3 separate regions of the Homo sapiens genome follow, and regions 2 and 3 are each linked to region 1. A link is an interaction called in ENCODE POLR2A ChIA-PET data of the cell type or tissue named here. Cell type or tissue: Caco-2. All regions are shown on one strand.

Region 1 (8,000 bases):
TTCTGTTTCAGTAGAAAGCTATATACATTGTCTTTAAAATAACTTCCTGAGTTATCAGATTATTAGAGTCCTGTTATCCCCTTTGAGCCATTTTGCAACTCTTTCTAAATTCCAACTGATAAATAGATATGTAAATTCTGTCCAGCCTGATAATGATTCTAATTGACTTCCTACCCACTGCAGAAAACCAGTTTTATTTCCATTTGCAATTCATCCCAACATTCTTTTATTTCATATAAGCTATGCTACTTTGACTCTTCCTTTGAACTGATTATAACATCTGCCTAGTTCCCTCATAACGTATGAATAAAATAAATTCTTTTTAACACATTCATCTTTATTTCTGTATGCCAGTCATGATTTTATCTTCTTCTGAACATTTTTTTTTAACAAGGGAAAGAAAGAAGTACAAAAATCTACGCTATAGATCCAGGTTTGACACAAAGGCACACACACAAATGGGCAACTTTTGAGGTAGGCAGTCTTCATACCTGGGTAGACCCAATGCTACCAAGCAATCCTAAAAGGCCTACCTAGTAGGCTAAAAAAAATAAATGAATAAAATAAATAAATAAATAAATAAAACCACTGCTACTTTTCTACTTATAATCTTTGAAGTGGAAAATATTCGTGGAATATGTTCATGTTGGACTTTATCAAGAAAGTCAAACTATTTCCCAAAGAGATTACACTAATTTACATCCTTACCACTAGAATATGAGAGTCCCATTGCTCTCTAACTATGACACTCTATGGAATTAACAGACTTATTGGTTACTGCCAAAATAGGCATAACATGGTGTTGAATTGTGGTTTTAATTTGAATTTCCTTGATTAAAGAGGCTGGATTTTTCCTTTTGTTTTCAATGATGTTCTCTCACAATGAACAATGAATTTTATTTCTCTATTTTTTTCCCCTTGGTTACTCTTACTCATGGAAGGGAGAGGAGAAAGAAGAATCACCATTTTAGATAAAAATTGTATTAGCGTGGGAGATGGCCTACATTTTTTATTTGCACCTCTCATTTTGGTCATTCTGCTCCTGCATTTTTACACTGGGGAAGGATTTGTATGTTTTAAAGATGGCTTTGAAATCCTAACCTAGAATGAATGAGCTCTGCTTTGATTCATCCCTCCAATTGAGTTTTGCACTCAAAGGCATATAAAACATCTGCACCCGGCTTGGAGATCTGCACAGCCCTAAGTCAATGTGAAAATTTATCTCAAGGCTAATTACACAGACTGAAACATTTTTTTATTTATAAAGACTTTAAACAAATTCCTTCTTTTAGAATGGATCATTCACTCTGTAGAGTTTTAGGGCTTTGGTATAACCATGTTGTCACCATTCACCACTTTGTAAATCAAATTGGTTTTTCATCTCCATTAAATAAAACTTGACGTAGGATCTACTGATGTATCAGGCATGGGCAGAAGTGCTGAATGACACGAGTAAGCAAAGCACACAATTTCCCTGCCCTCATGAAGCTTTATATTCTAGTAGGGAAGACAAACATAAACAGAAATATGAAGGACATCATTTTGGATAAGGATAAGAATAAAAAATCAGTGTGGGAAGGTCAATGAGTATACTTTAGGGGTATATTTTGGCAGGCAGCCTTAAGCAACCAAGATAGTGATGAAACTCAAGCCATGTCGTATGAGAAACTGATGAAGAGGCTGGGAACGTGGAGCTTAAAAACAAAAAGACTTAGCAGGGTCTCTGAAACAGTCATGTGCAGACCACCTGCATCAGAATCACCTGGAGATACAATGAAAGATGTGGATTCCTGGGCCACACTCCAGACATAGAATCAGAATCTCTGGGGCTGGACCTTGGGAGTCTATATTTTAATAAACTCCTACAGTGATATTGAGTACTAAAGTTTGAGAACCATTGACTTAGGGGAACATGATAATTGACTGCCATCAAGTGGAGAAGGGAAATGATTTGTTCAGTAAAGCCTTGAGGGTAGAACCGGGGTAGATGCTTAGAAGCTTCTGAAGGATGGTTTCCTATGGTCAGGGTTATGAAGGACATGATGGTGATCAGACATCTCGACACAGGGAATGGGCTACTTCAGGAGCTGGGGAGTGAATTCATAAACACTGAATCTATTCAATGGGACGCTAGTTGATGAGGTCAAGAATGCTACTGATGAAAGCCTAGCCAGGTAGTTGGACTGGATGACCCTTCAAGATTCCTTCTAACAAAGATTCTAGGTTGACTTCTCTCTTGGTTAAAAAGAATGGATTCTAAGCCAGGCACGGTGGCTCACGCCTGTAATCCCAGCACTCTGGGAGGCCGAGGCGGGCGGATCACCTGAGGTCAGGAGTTCGAGACCAGCCTCAACATGGAGAAACCCCGTCTCTACTAAAAATACAAAATTAGTCAGGCGTGGTGGTGTATGCCTGTAATCCCAGCTACTTGGGAGGCTGAGGCAAGAGAATTGCTTGAACCTGGGAGGTGGAGGTTGTGGTGAGCCAAGATTGCGCCATTGCACTCCAGCCTGGGCAACAAGAGCGAAACTACATCTCAAAAAAAAAAAAAAAAAAAAAAGAATGGATTCTGTGATTTTTAAAATAGATGTTTATCATTGATCTGATACTGTTACTGTGATAAATCTTGAGTTATTGTCTTATGTTTGGATAATAAGTTGGAAGCCTCCTAAAATATCCCTAGATAATCTATTAGGGGCTTTAAAACCTCAACTATGATCTCTTCCACAGGATAGTCTCCCCAACATACACCTAGAACAGTGGCTGTCAGTGTAGTGTCCTCATCAGCAGCTGCAGCATGACCTGGAAACTTATTAGAAATGCAAATTCTCTCTTCTCTCTCTCTCTCTCTCCCTCTTTCTTTCTCACTGAATCAGAAACTCTGGGGATGAGGCCCACCAATCTGCATTTTAGCTAGCCTTCCAGGAGCTTCTGTTGTGTGAGAAGGTTGGAGAATCAGTGATTTACAGAAATAGAATCCCAGGGAAATTAAGTGACTTGTTTCCAGTGACAGAGTTTATATAAGCAAAGAAACTGGCTCCCAAGTATCTCCATCATCTTTTCTCTTTGTTAGGCCCAAATGACTTACGGAGTCTCTGGAGCACATCATTTTCTCTTGGAAAAGGTCAACTGCTCAGAATCTCCCCTAAAGAAATCCTCACACATGTTTAATATTTAGGATTGTTTATTGAGCACTGCTAGCAAACAACTGGAAATAATCTTAGTATCCACCAGTAGAGGAACGGCTAAATAAATATCATGAATGTCAATGAGGGGGTTGAAAGGAATTTTGTTAGAGCTATGGAACAACATGGTTTTATCTCTAACATGTATAAGTAGAAAAGCAGTTGGCAAATGGTATAAAAAGTGTGGTTCACAAGCTAAAGTCCAAATTCCTCTTCCTCTAACTCACTCGCTCTCTCTCTCTCTCTCTCTCTCTGTGTGTGTGTGTGTGTGTGTGTGTGTGTGTGTGTTCTGAAAGGATAAAACTACTAAAGCTACTTTAGAGAGGGGGCATCATTGGGCAGATGCTGGGAAATGGAATTAGGGATATGGAAAAGAAATTTTAGCTTTATATGTGATACTTAAAAATTTTAGAGGAAAGGGTGTTCATACATTATTTTTACAATTAAAAATTGACTTCAAACATTGGGTAAAAATTGTTATGGTTTTATTGTAATGGGCCCAAATCCTGGTCAAAGAATCGTGACTATACAAATTTGATCAATATTACTTGCATCTAAGTAGAAACGCCCCCAGTCATATGGCAAAGAAATAAACGCTTTTCCCATTTTAAAATATTCCTTGAAGGACCCTCAATGTATATCAATGACCACCCAGACTGTCTACTCAGAAACCCAAAATACTAGACAATTATCTGAACAATTCAATCCATATAAATAATTTTCTCTTATGTAGATAATGGAGGTAGCAGAACTATTTTGGCTTGGATAATCTGATAATTACCCCCAATTGCCCATTCCCCTTTGTGTGTATAAAAATTCAGATTTAGATTAAGTTCTATCTTATATTTACCATAATCCCTGTTACTTTAATTTTTTCCCTTCATGTTTGGCCTTGAGTAAAGAGACAGAACAGCTGGCCACCATCTGCTGCCTAAAAAAAAGCCATATATTCATTATATCCTTAGACTCCTAAATTTGGGCCTTGGGTTAAGAAATTGCACTAATCTGTGCTATTAGAAAGAAAAAGTCCTGAAATTATAGATTCCTTCTAATGCAGTATTACTCACTATAGATAGCACTTAGCATACAACAGGTGCTTAATAAATGTTTCTGATACTGCTACTGCTGCCTCCTCATAAACTTTAAATGAGAGGCCCCTAAAGAGGAAAAATCACAATGACACTGGGAATTGGAAATTGAGGCTGGATTTACTCAAATTAATTTGTAATAAAAGCTTAAGTTTAAACTGATTATTTACAATTAGAAAATTTATTAATGCATTTTTTTCTGATTGAACTCTACAGATTGATTTCACAATGAATATTCAGATGTGTTCAACCACCTCAATTTATTTATTTTGAGGATGGGCATTTCACATCCTGACTCCATCATCCACATACTCTCTGTGTAACTTTGAGCTAGTTTCCTCATTTGTAAAACCAGAATAAATACCATCTATCTGGGGGACTACTACCAGTGTTAAGTGAGATGATATACGTAAAACCCTAGCATGAAGCCCACCATCAGTAGGTTCTCAATAAATGTCCATCTCTCTCTTCTTCCCTTTAAGAAAAATCTATTTTTCTCTTCTCCTACCCAAACATGTGAAGAAACATAGTTAGCAATCTTTTCTGTAAGTCATCCCTAAACCATCGTGCTCAGGGGTAGGCAGATATTTACTGTAAGTAACTAGAGCATGCTGTACCAGTCACGGCTAAGAGGACAACTGCTCAGCTGATGGACTGGGTAGTGTTCTCCTAGAGCACCATGTTGGGAGGGATTCCAAGGCCACATCGAGGCTGTGAAGAAAACATGCCTTGACTGAAGAGCCAGGTCTGCAGCTAGGGTTGAAGAGTGAAGCTGTGCTCATACCCATGTATTTGCCATCCCCATGCCAGGAGGTTTCCTCACATTCTCTTTCCTCTTTTTCTCCATTTTGTTATTTTCTTCATTGCTTTTTCTTTTTGCTGCTTCATTGTTATTATCTAACATAAGTTAGCCCCACTGATATTTGTTTTAAAGAATCCTTGGGAGGCCGAGGCAGGCGGATCACGAGGTCAGGAGATCGAGACCATCCTGGCTAACACGGTGAAACCCCGTCTCTACTAAAAATACAAAAAATTAGCCGGGCGTGGTAGCGGGCGCCTGTAGTCCCAGCTATTCGGGAGGCTGAGGCAGGAGAATGGCGTGAACCCGGGAGGCGGAGCTTGCAGTGAGCCGAGATCGCGCCACTGCACTCCAGCCTGGGCGACAGAGCTAGACTCCGTCTCAAAAAAAAAAAAAAAAAAAAAAAAAAAAAGAATCCCCAAGCAAGGAGTTTTAATTCAGCCACTGATTTCCAGAGTAAGCTGGGCAAGCAAATCCAAATGTCCAGATATTATTTAATGCCTTCATAATGTCTTTTCTCTTGTTTTCCTTTATTATTTCTTCTTTCCTACAACTGAACTAATTCATGAGGTTGCTTATAACACAGAACATTTGGAAAATCAGAAAAGATAGCCTGGGCTTATTATTCTGCCACCATTCAGTGTTTTGGAGAACAGTGAAATGAATATTAATTCTTGCATCCACTTTTTCAAACCACCACTACAGATTCCTGGCTAAATCTACAGAGCTATCAACTACAGAAATGATTTTTCTAATTGACTATGTGAAAAGCTGCTGCCAGCAGCATGGGCTCCATGAAAAAGGCAGGGCTTAAAACAATTAGTTTTGGGATTTTGTCCCAATTGCCTTAGGCAACTAAGAAAGGGTCCTCAGCCCACAATGCCAATTTGAACCCATCCTGCCCCATAAGAATAAGTAGAGGTGGTCACAGAAGTTCTCTTTAGCCTATAATATTCTGGAAAGACTGATATTGCCTATTCCTAGAGATACCTTGGGGAAGTGATTTTACCTCTATTGCCTCAGACTCTGTAAATAAGATCTGTAAATACAGATCTGTAAATGAGAAAGTTGGATCAAGCCATCTCTTAGAGTCTTTCAGTGATATTGTAAAAGGCATTTTAAGAAAGTTTTTTGTTTACTGCACTAACCAAGTGTATTAGTTTGTTTTCACATTGCTGATAAAGACATACCTGAGACTGGGCAATTTACAAAAGAAAGAGGTTTAATTGAACTTACAGTTCCACATGGCTGGGGAGGCCTCAGAATCATGGCAGAAGGCAAGGAGGAGCAAGTCACATTTTACGTGGATGGCGGCAGGCAAAGAGAGAGCTTGGGCCGGGCACTGTGGCTCATGCCTGTAATCCCAGCACTCTGGGAGGCCAAGGCAGGCAGATCACCTGAAGTCAGGAGTTCAAGACCAGCCTGGCCAACATGGTGAAACCCCGTCTCTACTAAAAACACAAAAATTAGTTAGGCATGGTGGTGCGCACCTGTAATCCCAGCTACTCGAGAGGCTGAGGCAGGAGAATCACTTGAATCTGGAGGGAGAGGTTGCAGTGAGCAGAGATTGCTCCGCTGCACTCCAGCCTGGGTGACAGAGTGAGACCCTGTCTCAAAAAAAAAAAAAAGAGAGAGAACTTGTGCAGGAAAACTCCCCTTTTTAAAACCATCAGATCTCCTGAGACTTATTCACTATCACTACAACAACAAGGGAAAGATGTGCCCCCATGATTCAATTACCTCCCATTGCATTCCTCCCACAACACATGGGAATTCAAGATGAGACTTGGGTGAGGACACAGCCAAACCATATCACCAAGGTTATAACATTCGTAATGTAAGGATTAAGAGAGAAAAGAAGTCATTCAAAGTTTCACCTCCCTAATACTCTAATACATAAACTACCTAAAAGGCACCAACACACACAGTTGGGAAGCAGGTAGCAACTCACCCTCTCAACTAAACAAAGAAAAGCTGATGGAAACGATAGTATGCAAGGAGAGCAATGTTAAAGACCCTCCCAGAGAAGCCACCATGCCACTCCTGCCCCTAGAAGGTAGATGTGGAGACTTCATACAAGCATGAAATATATTTTACTCACAATGTTGAAGCTGTCATCCTCCCTAATTATGTCTTAACAGGTTCCTTACACCATGTAAGTTAATTTTCATGGAATATTCTTCTTTACTTTTTAAAAATTTTTAAATTTTTTTTTGAAACATCTCACTCTGTCACCCAGGCTGGAGTGCAGTGGCACAATCACAGCTCACTGCAGCCTTGACCTCTGAGGCTCAAGCGATCCTCTCACCTCAGCTACCAAGTAGCTAGGACCACAGGCATGTGCCAGACCACACTCTGCTCATTTTTGTATTTTAGGGTTTTGCCAAGTTGCCAAGGCAGGTCTCGAATGACTGGGCTCAAGTGATCCACCCACCTTGGCCTCCTGGGGTTACAGGCGCGAGCCACTGCACCCAGCAATTTCCAGGGTATTGAGGATGCTGTTCACTTTGCTGCAGATGTACTAGCTTACCTGGATGACACATTAAGATCTGTTTATATCAGACTCTCATCTATGTAGCTACAGGTGAAAAGAAAAGAAGTCTAATGATGTCCTGGAGGATTTGTGTTTTCTTATTCCTTATTCACTGTTGTCTACCCAGAGAAAAAAGCAGAAGCTTTTACTCATTGAAAATTGAAGTTTGACATTCAGCCTTTCTCGAGATGTCTGGGTTCTTCTGTGCTGCTGATTTCTCTAAACGCTATCCTGTGAGTAGGCACTAACCTTAGGGCTTAATAAGGGAATATGGTGGACCATGTCCTCATAGGTGAACTTTTCACAATGTTAACTGATGATATTCAGTTCACTTTGCGAGAGTTAAAGGATGTGTTGTAGGCTTAAAACTGCAAACACACTGTTGTGGGAAAAAC
Region 2 (8,000 bases), 440 kb after region 1:
GCCAGCACAGTGGCTCATGCCTGTAATTCCAGCACCTTGGGAGGCCAAGGCAGGTGGATTCCTTGAGCCCAGAGTTCGAGACCAGCCTGGGCAACAAAGTGAGACCCCCCCCCCGACACCGCCACCGTCTCTACAAAAAATAAAATTAGCCAAATGTGGTGGTGTGCACCTGTGGTCCCAACTACATGGGGAGTCTGAGGCAGGAGGACTGCTTGAGCCCAGGAGGTCAAGGCTGCAGTGAGTTATGACTGTACCACTGTACTCCAGCCTGGGCAACAGAACAAGACTGTCTCCCCAAAAAATAAAAAAAATAAAGCTTTGGTCTGAAGAGGCTATCAAAGACTGTTGGGGTTACATCAATAGGATACAAGCCAACCTGAAGTATTTAAACAGTTATTATTTTACTATGGGACTGAAGGACACTAAATATATTAAAATCCAAGAATTCATAATACTGGGAAAAAAGCAATCATCTTTGGAGAATGCTAAAAAAAAAAGTCATTTTTCTGAAAACTGGTACAAAATCAAGCATTTAACCTGCCTTTCCTATATCAACTTTACCAATGTGTAAACAAATAGGAAAAATAGGAAAAAATTTTAGTTTTATGAATTCCACTTAAGAAATGAAATAATTAAGGAATAAATCTAGAGAATAATCAATAGCTTCTACTGTCACATAAAGAGGAACAACTGGAAATTATATCTCCTGATAAAAAAGTATTTAACATTATCCATGAAGTATTTTTGTAAAAAGAAATAAGAAACTGATTCCATCTAAATCTATCTGCCAGTCTGTAGGACACACACAGGGACAGAAGATCATGTTATTATATGATATTGTTGGGGGTACAAGTAGCAAAATAGAGACTATGGTAAGTTCTAAAGGGAAAAAGACTCAGATTCTTCAACAAATAAAATGCAAGGAGGTAGGAGGAGGGAGGCAACCCACAGATTTAAAAGAACTATAACAACCAAATCCAATGTATGGATCTTTTTTGGATCCTAAGCCAAATAAACCAAATAATATTTAAAAATAATTTACAGGCTGGGCACAGTGGCTCACACTTGTAGTCTCAGCAGTTTAGGAGGCCGAGGCAGGTGGATCACAAGGTCAGGATATTCAGACCAGTCTGGCCAACATGGTGAAACCCTGTCTCTACTAAAAATACAAAAATTAGCCAGGTGTGGTAGCAGGCGCCTGTAATCCTAGCTACTTGGGAAGCTGAGGCAGGGGAATCGCTTGAACCCAGGAGGCAGAGGTTGCAGTGAGCTGAGATCGTGCCACTGCATTCCAGCCTAGGCGAGAGAGAAACTGTCTCCAAAAAAAAAAAAAAAAAAAAAAATTTACAAGAAGCAACTATGGAATTTGAACACTGATGGGATATTTACTGATATTTAGGCATAACTGTTCATTTTTAATTGTGTTCACGATTTTTTAAAATTATTTTAAGAATCCTTATCTTTTAGAGATACATACTGAAGACTATAGAGATAAAATGATATGTGGTCTGGAATTCGCTTCAAAATAACCACAGGTGGGAGGGAGGAGGGAATAAGTGAGGGTATAAATGAAACAAGACTGGCCATGAGTTGATATGGGGGTTCATGAAACTCTGCTCTTTACTGTTATGTATGCTTGTAAATAAATAGTTTTTTAAGCCCTTGGTTTATAACAAAGCAAAACTGAGATATTTTCTTTCTTCAAGTCAATGGAAAATAATAAGCAGGATTCAAGCTCTCTTTTCTGGGCCCTGCTTATGGGATCTTGGAAGCAGGGATATTCTATAATCACTGGTCCCAAATGCTCTATAGAATCTTGGGAGTCTGTATTCTATACAGCATGGTTAAGAACAGATTTGTGAAGCTCCTCAAGAACAGCAACATGATCCAAACCTGGGTAACTGACCCTCCCTGATACAGTCTGATTGTCTCCCCACCCAAATCTCATCTTGAATTTTAACTCCCATAATTTTAACTCCCTCGTGTTGTGGGAGGGACCCAGTGGGAGATAACTGAATCATGGGGGTGGTTCCCGCATCCTGTTCTCATGGTAGTGAATAAGTCTCATGAGATCTAATGGTTTCATGCAGGGAAACCCCTTTCACTTGGCTATCATTCTCTTCTCTTGTCTGCTACCATGTAAGACGTGCCTTTTGCCTTCTGCCATGATTGTGAGACCTCCCAGCCATATGGAACTGTGAGTCCATTAAACCTCTTTCTTTTTTAAATTGCCCAGTCTCAGATGTGTCTTTATTATCAGCATGAAAATGAACTAATACACTCCCTATAAAGGATGATGATTTTATGTCTTAAACCCTGGAGGCTCAAAAATAAGAAAGAATTTTAGCCTGAGAGATAATAATTGTAAATTTTGTGTGAATCATCTAAGGAGATAATAATTGTAAATTTTGTGTGAATCATCTAAGAGGGCTTCTTAAAAAAGAAGGTGAAGTTCCTCTCTTAACTCTCATCCTGCTGCCTTAAACTAGACTGTGATGGCTAGAACTCTTAGCAGCTACCTTGGCACAGGGAGATGAGGGCCATACCATAAAGAATCTGGTGCTGTGAAGTAGAAGTGTCCGGCCTGCCTACTTTCACACTTCTTTCTACATGAAAGAAAAACAAGTAGTATCTTATTTAAGCTACTGTGTTAATTTGGTTTCTTCTTTATATTATATAGCCAAATCTGATCCTAAGTTATAAATCTTCTTTCCCCTTGTACATAAAGAACTAAATATGAATACCTGAAAACAGTGATGTCAGAAGTTACTTCCGAGTTTATTCTTTAGAGGCCAGTGATGTGATGGGTATTATGAAACATAAGATGCAAGGACATAAGAGATCAAAGAAAAAAACTTGTCTTTAATATATTTAATTTGAGCTTCTGATGAGATAATTGGCATAAAAAGGTCTTTCAACCTGAAAACAATGCTAAGCATTAAAAGATTTAAGAGGTATATAGCTAGGTTTCTGCATCCATCTATTTTTCAGATAAAACCATGGGAAGCATTTAACGTTCTAGTAAGTCTAAACAGTAAAATTTCCTTCCTCTGCTTTTCTCTTCTAATAACAAACAATAACTTAAACAGTTACACAAATACATATTCTTACAATAAAAATAGTTTATAATAACACTGTCCCAATAAAGACCACTATTAACTCTTACATCAAAAGGGAGTGGAGAAGAAAAATTTATATTAATAACTCCTTATCTCCCCAACTCTCCACCTCCCCTCAAAAAAAACCTCTGTGGAAAATTAATGTAATTAAGCTCTGAACTTCCTAGGAATTAAAGGCCTCTATCCAGTTCTCAAAGTGTGAAAGACTAAAAAAATTAATAAGGAATGGCATTTTTTTCTCTGACCCTAAATTCTAAGAGGAATTCATCACCACAATGACAGCTAGCAAAATATTACACAATGTGTTCGACAGCAGTATAATCTAATATCAAGATAATCCAATCTTGAATTATTGTAAAATTTTAAGAAATAATATAAAGCACAAGTTTTAAAAGCAATTCTAACTACAGGTAAATTTAATGACTGCTAAATACCTAGCTATTTGGCTCCCCAAGGGTGAAGTACATGTTTTGGTCATCTTTGTGTGTCCAGCACTTGGCAAAGAAGCATAGCAACCTGGTACACAGTAGGTACTTATTAAGTATTTCTTGAACTGAATCAAGCAATGAATTTATTGAATTTGCTTATTAAATTTGTCCAAGAAACTCTTCTTTAATGATATTACTTTAAGGCATGATTATTAACAATATTATACATTTTTACATTGATGATTTCCTGAATTTATTCTATTTATTTAACCATTACTAAGATCAATTTTCTTGACTCACTTTATGATATAGTTTTTAAACTCTGTTTCTACTGAATTAAATTCAGTAAGTTTGGTTAATTTCATGTATTGCATCCTCTTTGAGCATGAACTTCGTCTTCTGTTGAAAGCCAGTGCCAACAGTAACTTCTGACAACGAGGGTGATGCACCAGCTACAGCTCTCAGACACTGACACAACAGGTCCTTTACTCTTAACTAAAATATTTTTCTCTTTAGATTAAATATTGATTAATATAGATTAAATAGTGACAGAGAGACAATCTTCTCTATGTCAAGTTTCCTTCTCTTTTACCTTTTCAGGTTTATGTAATAACTCATAAGTAAAAGGTATATTTAACACACTTAAATATTTTGAAGACATAAAGTAATTTTTAAAATATTTCAAAACGTAATACTACTAATATAATTAGAAGAGCACAATCAGGAGTAAACCAGCATGATCCAAGGCAACTGTTTCCCTAGATTAAGAAAAACTAACCAAAGTGACACAAAAAGCCTAAAGAATTTGAAACTAATTTTACAAAGAGATTAATTTTAATAAGACTACTTAACAGGTTTTTAAACTCTATAAACACAAATGATTAAATTAGCAGACACAGTCTAACCCCCCAAAAAAGTAACATTCAAAAATATCTGAAGTTTTGCAGTTAAATATATAATTACCTGAAGAAGTTAAACAGAATTACCATATGATCCAGCAATTCCACTTCTAGCTATACATCCCCCACAAAAAAAAAAAAGTGTTCAAAAACTTTTTTTTTTTTTTTTTTTTGAGGCAGAGTATCATTCTGTCACCCAGGCTAGAGTGCAGTGGCGCAATCTCAGCTCACTGCAACCTCCACCTCCTGGGCTCAAGTGGTTCTCATGCCTCAGCCTCCCAAGTAGCTGGGGTTACAGGTGCATGCCACCATGCCAGGCTAATTTTTGTATTTTTAGTAGAGACGGGGTTTCACCATGTTGGCCAGGCTGGTCATGAGCTCCTGGTCTCAAGTGATCCATCACACTTGGCCTCAAACAAAAACTTCTATATGAATGTTCATGGCAGCACTATTCACAATAGCCAAAAGGCGGTAATAACCCAAATGTCCATCAACTGACAAGTGGATAAACCATGTTGTATATCCATACAATGGAATACTACCAAGCCATCGAGATAAATGAAGTAATGATACATGCCATAACATGGATAAACCTTGAAAACATGCTAAGTGAAGGAAGCCAGACACAAAATGCAACGTAATGTATAATATCATTAATACAAAATATCCAGTATAGGCAAATCCATGAAGACAGGAAATCAGATTAGTGGTTTCCAGGGGTTGGGAGAAGGAGAAAATAAGAAAATGACTGCTTAATAGGCACAGAGTTTCCTTTGGGGCTGATGAAAATGTTCTGGAACTAACTAATGGTGTGAATGGTGATGATCACACAATACTGTGACAGTACTAAATGGCACTTCAGTTGTATACTTTAAATTGTTTAAATGGTAAGTTTTATTTTATGTGAATTTCATGATTAAAAAATATTAATTGAAGCACACAGTGCTAGTATATTATGCTTATCAATGATATTGTTTTACTTTTTACAGAATGTCATAATTTGCATGAAATATCATAATTTGCCTATGTATTTTTAAATGATTATTTCACACCCTTAGGTAAAAGGATTTATCAAAGATCAAGCTGGAGTTTGTATAAACAATGTCTTCCCCAGGAACAAGACTTTTATACACCCATAGATGTTCATTCTACTGTAACTTGTAATAGTTAAACAAAATAAAAACTAGTTTTCTAATACAGAAGATGTTAATTATCTGATTGAATATTTTAAATGTTGTCTTCAAGTGAAAGCTACAAAGACCAAGGAGCAATAATTAAAATGTTGCTAATATAATACTGATGCTGTTAATATAATAATGTTATGATATTAACACTAACTTAAAATGATGAGACTATTTTTAATAACTCTACAATTACTACTATATCAAAATATGTATGCACATAGATAAAGGCACTAAGGCTGAGAGTTTGCTCTATTTTTCGAATTTTCATTTGTATCATCACTTCAATTTTTTAAACCATTTTCAGAATGTTTTCCCATGTCTTTACCTCTTAGTGACTAAAAAGCTGAACAGACCCACAAGAATTTTAAAAAACACTTTTTCATTGTCATTTTTTAGATACGATTACTATTTGCTAATAATAGAAAAAACAATGTCTGTTATTACCACAAAAAGTATCCATCATACTTACTGCTGTATTTACTTCTCTTTCTCTTTTTGAGACAGCATCTCACTATATTAATAGCCCAGGCTGGTCTCGAGCTCCTGTGCTCAAGCAATCCACCCACCTCAGCCTCCTAAAGTGCGGGGATTACAAGCATGAGCCACCACACCCAGCCTATTTGTCTCTATAATCTCTAGAATATTCAAAATACATAGTATATAATCAAAGAATCTGAATTATAAAGACATACCTTTGCGTAAGGGTTGTGGCATCATTAAGATCTGGATGAGCAAAAGGGATGTTACATCATGATAAAGAATTGGAACCTCAGGCTGTTGTTCTTCATATCCCAGCCTAAAAGAAAAATGTAGTCACTTTACATAGTATTGTATATCTTCTCTTTCTAATTTATTTTATATGTCACATATATATCTATGGAACAGAAATAAAAACTTTAATACACAAAGAAGAAATGTAAAAAAAAACCTTAGGAGTCATATTTTTTGCAAAAAAATTACATTTTAGACTCATATTCTCTTGACTCTAACATGAAGAAAATGTATAGAAAATGTGTTGTGTTATCAAAGTGAACAATTAGGATACATTAACTTGATTATGAGTGTTTCTGATCTTAGATTACAGAAATTAAAGTATTACATAGAGAATGAAAGAATTAGTTTCACTACAAATGGAGTGGCTTATAGGATACTTATCACAAACTTAGCAATAACGAATAAGTAAGTTTTCACATCTTTAAAAAGAGATAGGCAGAGTTCCCAAATCAATTCCTGTTGAAAAGGTATGGTTAACTGCTCTTATTAAAATGTTTCAGCCGAGCACAGTGGCTCATGCCTGTAATCCCAGCACTTTGTGAGGCTGAGGCAGGCGGATCACTTGAGCTCAGAAGTTTGAGACCAGATTGACAACATGGTGAAAACCCGCCACTACAAAAAATATAAAAAATTAGCAGGGCTTAGTGGTGTGTGGGAGGATTGCTTGAACCCAGGAGGTCAAGGCTGCAGCGGGCTGTGATTGTGCTGCTGCACTCCAGCCTGGGTGAAAAAGTGAGACTCTGTCTCAAAATTAATAATAAAATAAAATGTTTCAACTTTATAACTAACAAAATTCAAATAAAATCTTTAACATTTGCAAAGTTTCAAAAAGAGATAACCAAAGCAGAACTTAAAATACACTATAAAAGGGCCAGATGTGGTGTCTCATGCCTGTAATCCCAATAGGCATGGGAGGCTGAGGTGGGAGGATCACTTGAAATCAGGAGTTCAAGATCCAACTGGGCAACACAGTGAGACCCTGTCTCTACAAAAAATAAATTTTAAAAAGTACACTATAAAAGACAAAGTAGTAAACCTTAGGAATGTGCAGTACTATGAAAAACATAGACTATATTATAAAGCAGAGCTTATTCTAAAAGAATTTTTTAAATGCCTTTAGAAGGTTAATTTTTTGACTACATGTTTAATTTTTAATGACAGAGAAGAAAAGTAAATCTTAAGCTCCAGAAGTGGCTAAATTCTGAAGCTACACTTTAGACTTGGGATGAACAAAATTCTTCAACTCTTTTATTAGGCTCGATCATTCAGCAAATATTTACTAATTACTTACTACAGGTCAGGCACTAAACACACTGCTGAGTAAATCAACCCCTGCTGCTGAGAAACTTTTGGCTGACAGAGGAAGACAGCTCTCTGAATTTCTCCATTTTCTACAAATATTCCTTAGTATACTTGTTTTCCTCTCCAAGGATAACCCTTCATTAATGCTATGAATCCTGATACGGTCTTTCAAGTTTATCTAGCCTCTCTGCAAGGCCAAGGTCTAAAAAAAAAAAGTGTAGGGGTCACACCATTTCTATTATTCAAATTCCCCACAGAAATAGTTTCACATGATCAACAATGATCTCCTAATTA
Region 3 (8,000 bases), 160 kb before region 1:
TAATTAGCATAGCAAAACAATGTTGCTTGCAGAAGGTCCAACAGCCTTAACAGACATTTTCATCCACCTCTTCATGATCACTGTGCAGAGCACAGGAATCTAGCCTGTTGTGCTGGCAAAGTCCTCAGAACACAAAGAACACAGCGGTTCTTTCTGACGGTTCCAACATACCTCCTCCTTGTTTGCTTTGTGAAGTCCATACTCTGCAATATGGTAGAATGTGAAGCTGTGAGTCCCTTTTGTGTCATCTCCTTTCTGATTTATAGATCAATGAAGAGAAGTGTCCTTAGGTCCGGCTGCTGGTGTGAAGTATGCTCTGGAGGTCTGACATCCACTCTCCCTCAGACTTTCTAATACGGCAGGAATTCCGTCCATGGTAACTCAAAAGACTGATCTTAAGAAGTTTTTGGGTTCAACTAGAGTTCAGCCTAGTTCAGCTGGACTTCATATTTATATAGTGTTTACATTTTATCAGAGGTTTTTATTTATATTGTCTCAACTGGTAATGCTTTATATACGATATGATTTTCAACTTTTGTTCTTGACGAACTTGCTGTTTCATTGGCTTTTATTTTTTTCCTGATTCTTATAAGGAATTAAGTTATTGGATAGAATGTTCTTAATTTTAATATTTCTCCCATTACTTAAAAACAACTGTTGGTGTCTAATCTTATGGTTTCTACACTATACTAGAATCTGGTATAAGCTAGTTATCTGATTTAGCATCAGATTTTAATTTTCATTATTTTAAGTTTAATTTTTCCATATTTCACAATGTTCTGCAAAGAATGCTGTAACTTCCAGGTGCTTTGCCATTGGAAGAAATCTGAGTGTCACTGATACAATGATCCATTGTAAGCAACCGAATAAATAGTTGGGAAGTAGACCATTATTTAATAAATGCTACTGGAACAATTTAATGGCAATATGCAAAAATATAACTTAAATACAGACATATTAACATTTATCCTATACACAGTGTACTTTGCTGGATTTTGTGGAAAATACGAAGAGAAATAAGACAAAGTCCCTGTTTTCAATCTAGTAGAGGACACTGTTTTAAGATGTTAAGTGACTTCTTTAAAGCCGTTTAAGCTAGTGCTGTTGGACTCAAATTGTTTAGTTTTTAAAATTCTAAATCCTTTACTCTTCTCAATACATTTCTTGATTCTCACAGGCCACAATAAATTCGAGATGAGTTATATATTGAGAATTTTAAACATTCTCCAAAAAACTTTAGAAAGAAATGGAGTATCTCAGCTGTATAAGAAGACGTTAGTGACATGCATGCGTTTAATTATATTAAAGTAAAACGTTCCATATGATGGACAGTAACAAAACTAAGATGAAAGGAAGTACAACAGAAAGATAAAAACAATTGAAAGATATATACCCATAAAAGTTACATCCGTAATGTGGAAAGGCTGAGGCGAGAGACAGAGAAATATAGTTAGAAAACGAGATACTGAAAAATGTTGAACTATCCTGACGAACAGCTTCAATTTAACAATTGTTACTGCTTCTCTATTAATTCATACACCATAAGGTTAAAAGACAATGTGGGAGGGGCCCCAGAGAAACAGGACAATCCACAGGTTCCCTGCCTCCTGAAGTGCAACTTGGCAATAAACAGAGCTGGCTGGGCACGGTGGCTCACGCCTGTAATCCCAACACTTTGGGAGGCCTAGGCGGGCAGATTGCTTGAGCTCAGGAGTTCGAGAGCAGCCCAGGCAACATGGCGAAGTGCCATCTCTACAAAAAATACAAAAAATTAGCCAGGCATGTTGGCATGCACCTATGGTCCCAACTACTCCGGAGGCTGAGAAAGGAGGATCCCTTGAGTTCAGGAGGCAGGGGTTGCAGTGAGCCGAGATCGCGCCTCTGTACTCCAGCCTGGGTAATAGAGTGACGCTTGGTCTCCAAAAAAAGAAAAAAACCCAGAAAAAAACCCCCAGAACTAAGCAACTTGTTCCAAGGAATACGTTGCAATGAAGTAAACCAAAAGAAAAAAAACCCAATTTGTATGAAGACAGACAGACATAACACTTTTTTTTTTTTTTTGAGACAGAGTTTCGCTCTTCTTGCCCAGGCTGGAGTGCGATGGCGTGATCTCGGCTCACCGCAACCTCCGCCTCCCAGGTTCAAGCGATTCTCCTTCCTCAGCCTCCCTAGTAGCTGGGATTACAGGCATGTGCCGCCACGCCCGGCTAATTTTGTATTTTTAGTAGAGATGGGGTTTCTCCATGTTGGTCAGGCTGGTCTCGAACTCCCGACCTCAGGTGATCCACCTGCCTCAGCCTCCCTAATTGCTGGGATTACAGGCATGAGCCACCGTGCCCAGCCATAACACTTTTATAGCAGTAAAAAAGCTAGAAACATGATACATATTTAATAATCGAGAAGAAATTAACTCAGATATAAAAATTGTTTCATATCTTGAGTCACTGACAAAGCGGCGATAAATGTGTATGATGTTGACAGAAGAAAATTCAAAACTTGGAAAAAGAAGTAAAATACAAAATAACATATAGCACATTGACTAAATCTATGCTTGTACATGCATTAAGAAGTTTATCATGATTTTTCCCTTGAAAATTTAAATACTAAAAAATCAATAAGGCACATAGTACCAAAATTGTTAGTTCTTTGCATATATGAAGAAAGTATAACCAGAAAAGGCTAAATTTGTAAGCGGCAGAGTGAAAACTTGAACCCTGTCTTTTGGATTTTGGGCCAGTCAGTTTGCATTAAGATATAAAACAGTATGGTTATCGGATAGTTACCTAGTTCGTTTGATTAGTTTATGTAGAGAAACTGGGCAACTCAAGTTTGAACATTCACTTTTTTTTTTTTTTTTTTTTTTTGAGACGGAGCCTTGCTCTGTCACCCAGGCTGGAGTGCAGTGGCACGATCTCAGTTCACTGCAACCTCCACCGGGGTTCAAGCGATTCTCCTCCCTCAGTCTCTTGAGTAGCTGGGATTACAGGCACCCACCACTGTGCCTGGCTAATTTTTTGTATTTTTAGTAGAGATGGGGTTTCACCATGTTGGCCAGGCTGGTCTCGAACTCCTGACCTCAAGCAATCCACCTGCCTTGGCTTCCTAAAGTGTTGGGATTACAGGCGTGAGCCACTGCCCCCGGCCTGAATATTCACATTAGAATGTGAGTTTTTACTTTGAGGACCATAATGCTCATATTCTCAAAGTGGCTTATTTCTACCTCGCATAGATGCCCATGAGACAAACCAAACTCCCCACTTTGTCGTACATTGGCAACTACCTCCTTACTGGGCTTTTAAAGGTATATTATGTTATGAATACCAGTTTGCATTTAACATAGGTCTCTTTCCTTTTCAAGAATCTTTGCACCTCCCCCCAACCCCCTGCCCTGCACCTTCTGATTTCATATTTGAGAACTTTAACACATCTTTCTCTTCTGAATTGTTATAGAACTTTATAATAAACTGGAGCTAAATCTGTCAGAAAATGGAAGAAATCTGGATAGCATTTCAGGAGCACTGGCAAATGCCTACTCCTTACTTCCTAATCCCAAACTGTCACACTGTGGCTGCACATGTGCCCAAGCCCTTGGTGAGAGACAAATAGCTGAATTCAGTCAATCTGTCACATAAATTCAAACAACTGGTTTGTAAATTTAATTTTTCTTTTCTCTTTATTGAACATGCCAGTATACTCAAGCTAGAGTTGCCAGATGAAATGGAGGACATGGCTGGGTGCGGTGGCTCAGCTCGGAGCAGTGGCTCACGCCTGTAATCCCAGCACTTTGGGAGGCCGAGGTGGGCTGATGGCCTGAGGTCAGGAGTTCAAAACCAGCGTGGCCAACAAGGTGAAACCCTGTCTTGACTTAAAATACAAAAATTAGCTGTGTGTGGTGGTGTGCACCTGTAATTCCAGCTATTGGGGAGGCTGAAGCAGGAGAATCATTTGAACCTGGGAGGTGAAGGTTGCAGTAAGCTGAGATCGCATCATTGCACTCCAGCCTGGGTGACAAGAGTGAGACTTCATCTCAAAAAAGAAAAAAAAAAAAGACACACAGTTAGATAGATTTGAATTTCAGATAAACAACCAATAATTCTTTATTACATCCATGAAATATTTAAGACATATTAAAAAATGATTGGTTATTTGAGATTCAAATCTAGCTGAGTGTACTGCATTTCTATTTGTTAAATCTGGCAACCCTAATTCATGCACAGTTGTAAGTCACAAATGAGGCTTTTGTCGTCTTCCAAGGTTTCAGAGATGAAGAAGAAAATGTCTTCTTCTACTCCATTTGACTTGCTGAGTTGCAGCTATTTTGGCTACACATGCCCCCTCCTACGCTGTCCTCTAAAACTTAATGTTTCCATTTTCATCACCTGCTACAGATGTGCCAGTTCTGGTAAATTTCCTAGCAAGCTTGAAGGAAGTGAAGGACAACTGCAAGGAAGGGCAGGATGGAGCATGCAGCCCACGTATTCCCCAGCTTGGTGGGGCAGAATGCGTTCTTGGCTCCTGAGGAATGGGCAGGCAACGCACAGGGGTCCTGGGAAGAAAGGGAGAGAATATCCTGGGAGAGCCATAGACCCTGGCACCCTCCTGTGGTCCTTCATCAGGTACGGATACTTTCTGAGCTGTGTGATTGCTGATCTGATTGCCATTTTGTGGATGAGGCGTTCTCAGGTTCATTTGCCAAATGAAACATCCCCTTTAAGCAAACAGAGTGTTCAGTGTTCTAGATTTACAGATGGCAAATCCTATATGAGGTTATAAGCTATACCCCTGGGGCATTTAAATAGGATTAGAGTTGTGCAATTAATTTACAGAGCTCTGCCAACTCTGTGCATAAAGAAAGGTGCATCACTCCTCTGACCAAGGTTCTCAGGGCATTTGCAGGTGACAATAACCCAGCTGTCAGCTAGACAATCTTTCTTCTCAATGAGGGTTGACCATGCACATGGTACTCCAGTGGATACTCCCATGAAATAGCTTCTGAAGACATGACCTGTCTTTTCTGGCTCTCTGTCTCTTCCCCTAACCATTTCATTTTTATATAGCAACTCTTGTTTTGCAAAGTACTTTTTGTTTACTTCATCTCATTTTAGCAAGGCCAAATAACCCTAAAGAGATAACAGAGGCATAGTGAGACTAAGAGATTATACAGTTAGAGGCAAAGCCCAAATGAGAATTCAGGTTTTTGAAGTCCAACTGAGAGTATTTTTTAACATGATACCAGTTGTTCAACTTTTAAAATACTAATGCCCGGGTCAAAGCCTGGACATGGATTTTTTTTTTTTTCAAATCTCTTTGGGTGGTTCTACTGTGTAGTCAAGGTTAAGAACCATTGTGCTTGACCATATTAAATCTTTCCTTCCCAATAAGAACCATATCAGCAGAAAGTCTACCAATAATCTACATCACCTTAAAAATGAAGAAATGTATTGTAATCCCCTTGTCCCTAATATGCCTTGAGGCATGGACTATTTCAGGAATGCTCAGAGCCTAACAGATCCTCAGGTTATTGGAGACAGGGAAGTATGCCCTGGTAGCTCAGATTTCCAAATTTAAGTCATGTCATGGAGGAAAATTCTCTGTGGTCTGGCTCCTTGCTTTTATATCTGAGAGGTCTGAGGCTCAAGGAGCTTAGGTCCCTAAGCTATAACTCAAGATTCTTGATTCAAAATCCCAGGGCCTAGGTCATGGCCTCTATTATGATGCTTGTACTTTTGCTGAGACATTTTCATAAGTTTTCACTTCACCAAGTCTAACTTCAGGAGGAACTAAGGAATTCAGTGGGCTTTTGTAAAACACATACACACACAACCAGAAAGAGAGATTTTCTCCTGGGGTGCATGTAATTCAGATCCTGCTTTTTAAGATGAAAGGAAAGCTACAAATTTTCCCACTTGCCATGTTATGTCATGAACAATCTTCTTCAAAATTGCAAAACTGCTACAAAGAAAACATCCCTGAGCTAAATTAGTGCCTGTGGAAGATGCTGGAGTTATAAATTGTCTATGTGGAATTTTCTACTTATTAGTTAAGGAGGTGGCAATAACTTCCCCTGAAACCAATAGCTCAGAGCCTGGCACACTCTCAACAAATGACGAATGAATGAAGAATGAATGAATGAATGAGTGAATGAGTGAATACTGACTATTCACCATTCTTATTAAGATCTCTTCCATCTATGTGGCCTATTCTTTGGTTCTCAGACGGTTAATTGGGATGTTTTTGTCCAGGCTTCCAATAGGAAGAGGGTCTTTCGTATCCTGGGATACCTCTGGGGAAACTGTCCAGAGGCGTTTCAAAGAGGTAGATGAAATCAGTCTCTAAAAACAAAGTTCCTTAGTATTTTTTATTACTGTCCTTTCAATATCTTTACAGGAATATGTATTCTTTTTTTTTTAACTAAAAAATTCATTCATTCATTTAATTTGGGTTATGGCTCCCCGCCCCTCCCCCCCCCCCCCCACTTAACAATAAAGTCATAAATATTTCCATTCTATTAGGCAACTTTTAAAATAGTATGTTTCTTTTAGAGTTACTTTTTGAAAAGGTAATAAATGAACCTAATGTTCAAATAAGTTAAGCAGTGAAAAGTTTGTCTTTTTTCCACACCCAATCTCATTCCCACAATAGTAGTAACTGCTGAGACAAGTTTCCAGAGATATCTGTCTTCCAGAGATAGCTTAAATGGTATCACTTCTAATGCTTGCATGGTATTTCATTTTATGGATGAATCATGATTAATTTATATAATTTCCTATTTTGGTCACAGAAGTTGTTTCCAATGTTTTTCTATAATAACAGTGCTTTGAGGAACATACTCATAGTTTGGTGTTTGACAAATGTTCCTTATTCCTTAGGATAAATTTCTAAAAGAAGAATTACTGGCCAAAGGTATGCATATTTTAAAAACTTATGATTTGTTTTTTTCAATCGCCATCCAGAAATTGTGCAGCAAAATACACTTCTGCCACCTATACCTATATTACCCATTTAAGCAGGTCCTCACCAGCATGAGATGGTTCTTAAGAAAAAGTCTGACAATTTAATAGGTGCAAAAATAACACCTCATTTGTGTTTCTATTTGCATGCCATTGATTATTTGAAAAGGCTGAATGTTCCCTACCCTCCCAGTTTATTCACCATTTGTGTTTCAGGATTCCTCTTCAGTTGGAAACAGCAGCAAAGTTCACAGGTCGTGAGTGGATGTAAAGTGGACGGAACAGGTTGTTGCCAGTCTATTGGAGTAGGATGGTAGATGAGCAGTCCCGTTGGCTAACAGGTGTGGGTATGCCTGTTTTAAAAATTAGCATGTTGTAGGGGAATATTTCTCAAACTTTTGTCACGTATCTACCTCTTAGGCATTTTTTACTTTATTCACCTGTACTACTATTTAATATTTTTAAAATTCAACTGATTTTTTTTTTTGCTTAAATACATGTCTTTAAAACTGGAACTTTATTCGCCACTGTAAATGGAAAACCAGTGTCATTTGCCATATATAGAAGTGAACTATATAGTAAATACGGTGAAAGTGAAATGGTATCATCACACTTGTGCTAGATTCCATTTCCTATAGAAGGTTCTGGGTTTCTTAAAAGGCTTGTTAAAAAGAGAGATGAGTAAATGTGAGAGGAATTTAAGACATACTAGCACCATTAAGACTTTCTCCTTAAAGTAATCTGGAGGATTTAAATTGAGAATTGAAAAAAGTAACTTTATTTTACATAAGAAATTATGTAAAAGAATTATGTTATTTAATGCCACATCCATACGTCATCAAGAGTCAACTTGGTGACCACTAGTGGCCCATGTCCCACACTTTGAGAAACGTGTGTTGGGGTGGGAATCTGAAGTCAGAAAAACTGGAGTATGATAACCACCTCAGCACTTATTAGAGGCCTTCACTTGGGAATGATGACCCTTCCTTGTAGGGTTGTAGTGAGAATGACAGATAATATATGAAAAGATAAAACATGGTGCCAGAGGCA

Evidence for each region. ChIA-PET counts read pairs that join two places held together with the same protein. Peaks named below come from ENCODE experiments on the same cell type or tissue, not always from the same donor. Only the 100,000 strongest peaks of a DNase experiment are listed, where the experiment ranks them.
Region 2: POLR2A ChIA-PET joins it to region 1 with 10 read pairs; 2 of 35 experiments call an interaction of 5 or more read pairs at or near these places.
Region 3: POLR2A ChIA-PET joins it to region 1 with 12 read pairs; 2 of 35 experiments call an interaction of 5 or more read pairs at or near these places.

Annotation. Positions count from the first base shown.
Region 1 is chr2:170,480,860-170,488,859 of GRCh38, reverse strand. The region is part of intron 25 of MYO3B (myosin IIIB); the gene reads right to left. Among named protein-coding and RNA genes, the nearest start is that of MYO3B-AS1, 130 kb to the right of the region's middle. In Caco-2, no CTCF peak of the experiment used is centred here; a DNase peak (open chromatin) is centred at 3,459.
Region 2 is chr2:170,039,308-170,047,307 of GRCh38, reverse strand. It overlaps UBR3 (ubiquitin protein ligase E3 component n-recognin 3), which reads right to left. Exons shown (of 39, transcript NM_172070.4): 32 at 6,323-6,426. Among named protein-coding and RNA genes, the nearest start is that of MYO3B, 130 kb to the left of the region's middle. In Caco-2, no CTCF peak of the experiment used is centred here; no DNase peak of the experiment used is centred here.
Region 3 is chr2:170,640,333-170,648,332 of GRCh38, reverse strand. The region is part of intron 32 of MYO3B (myosin IIIB); the gene reads right to left. It overlaps LOC100130256 (a long non-coding RNA gene), which reads left to right. Exons shown (of 10, transcript NR_187629.1): 5 at 267-376; 6 at 3,690-3,847; 7 at 4,389-4,616; 8 at 6,870-6,903; 9 at 7,167-8,000. Among named protein-coding and RNA genes, the nearest start is that of LINC01124, 70 kb to the left of the region's middle. In Caco-2, no CTCF peak of the experiment used is centred here; no DNase peak of the experiment used is centred here.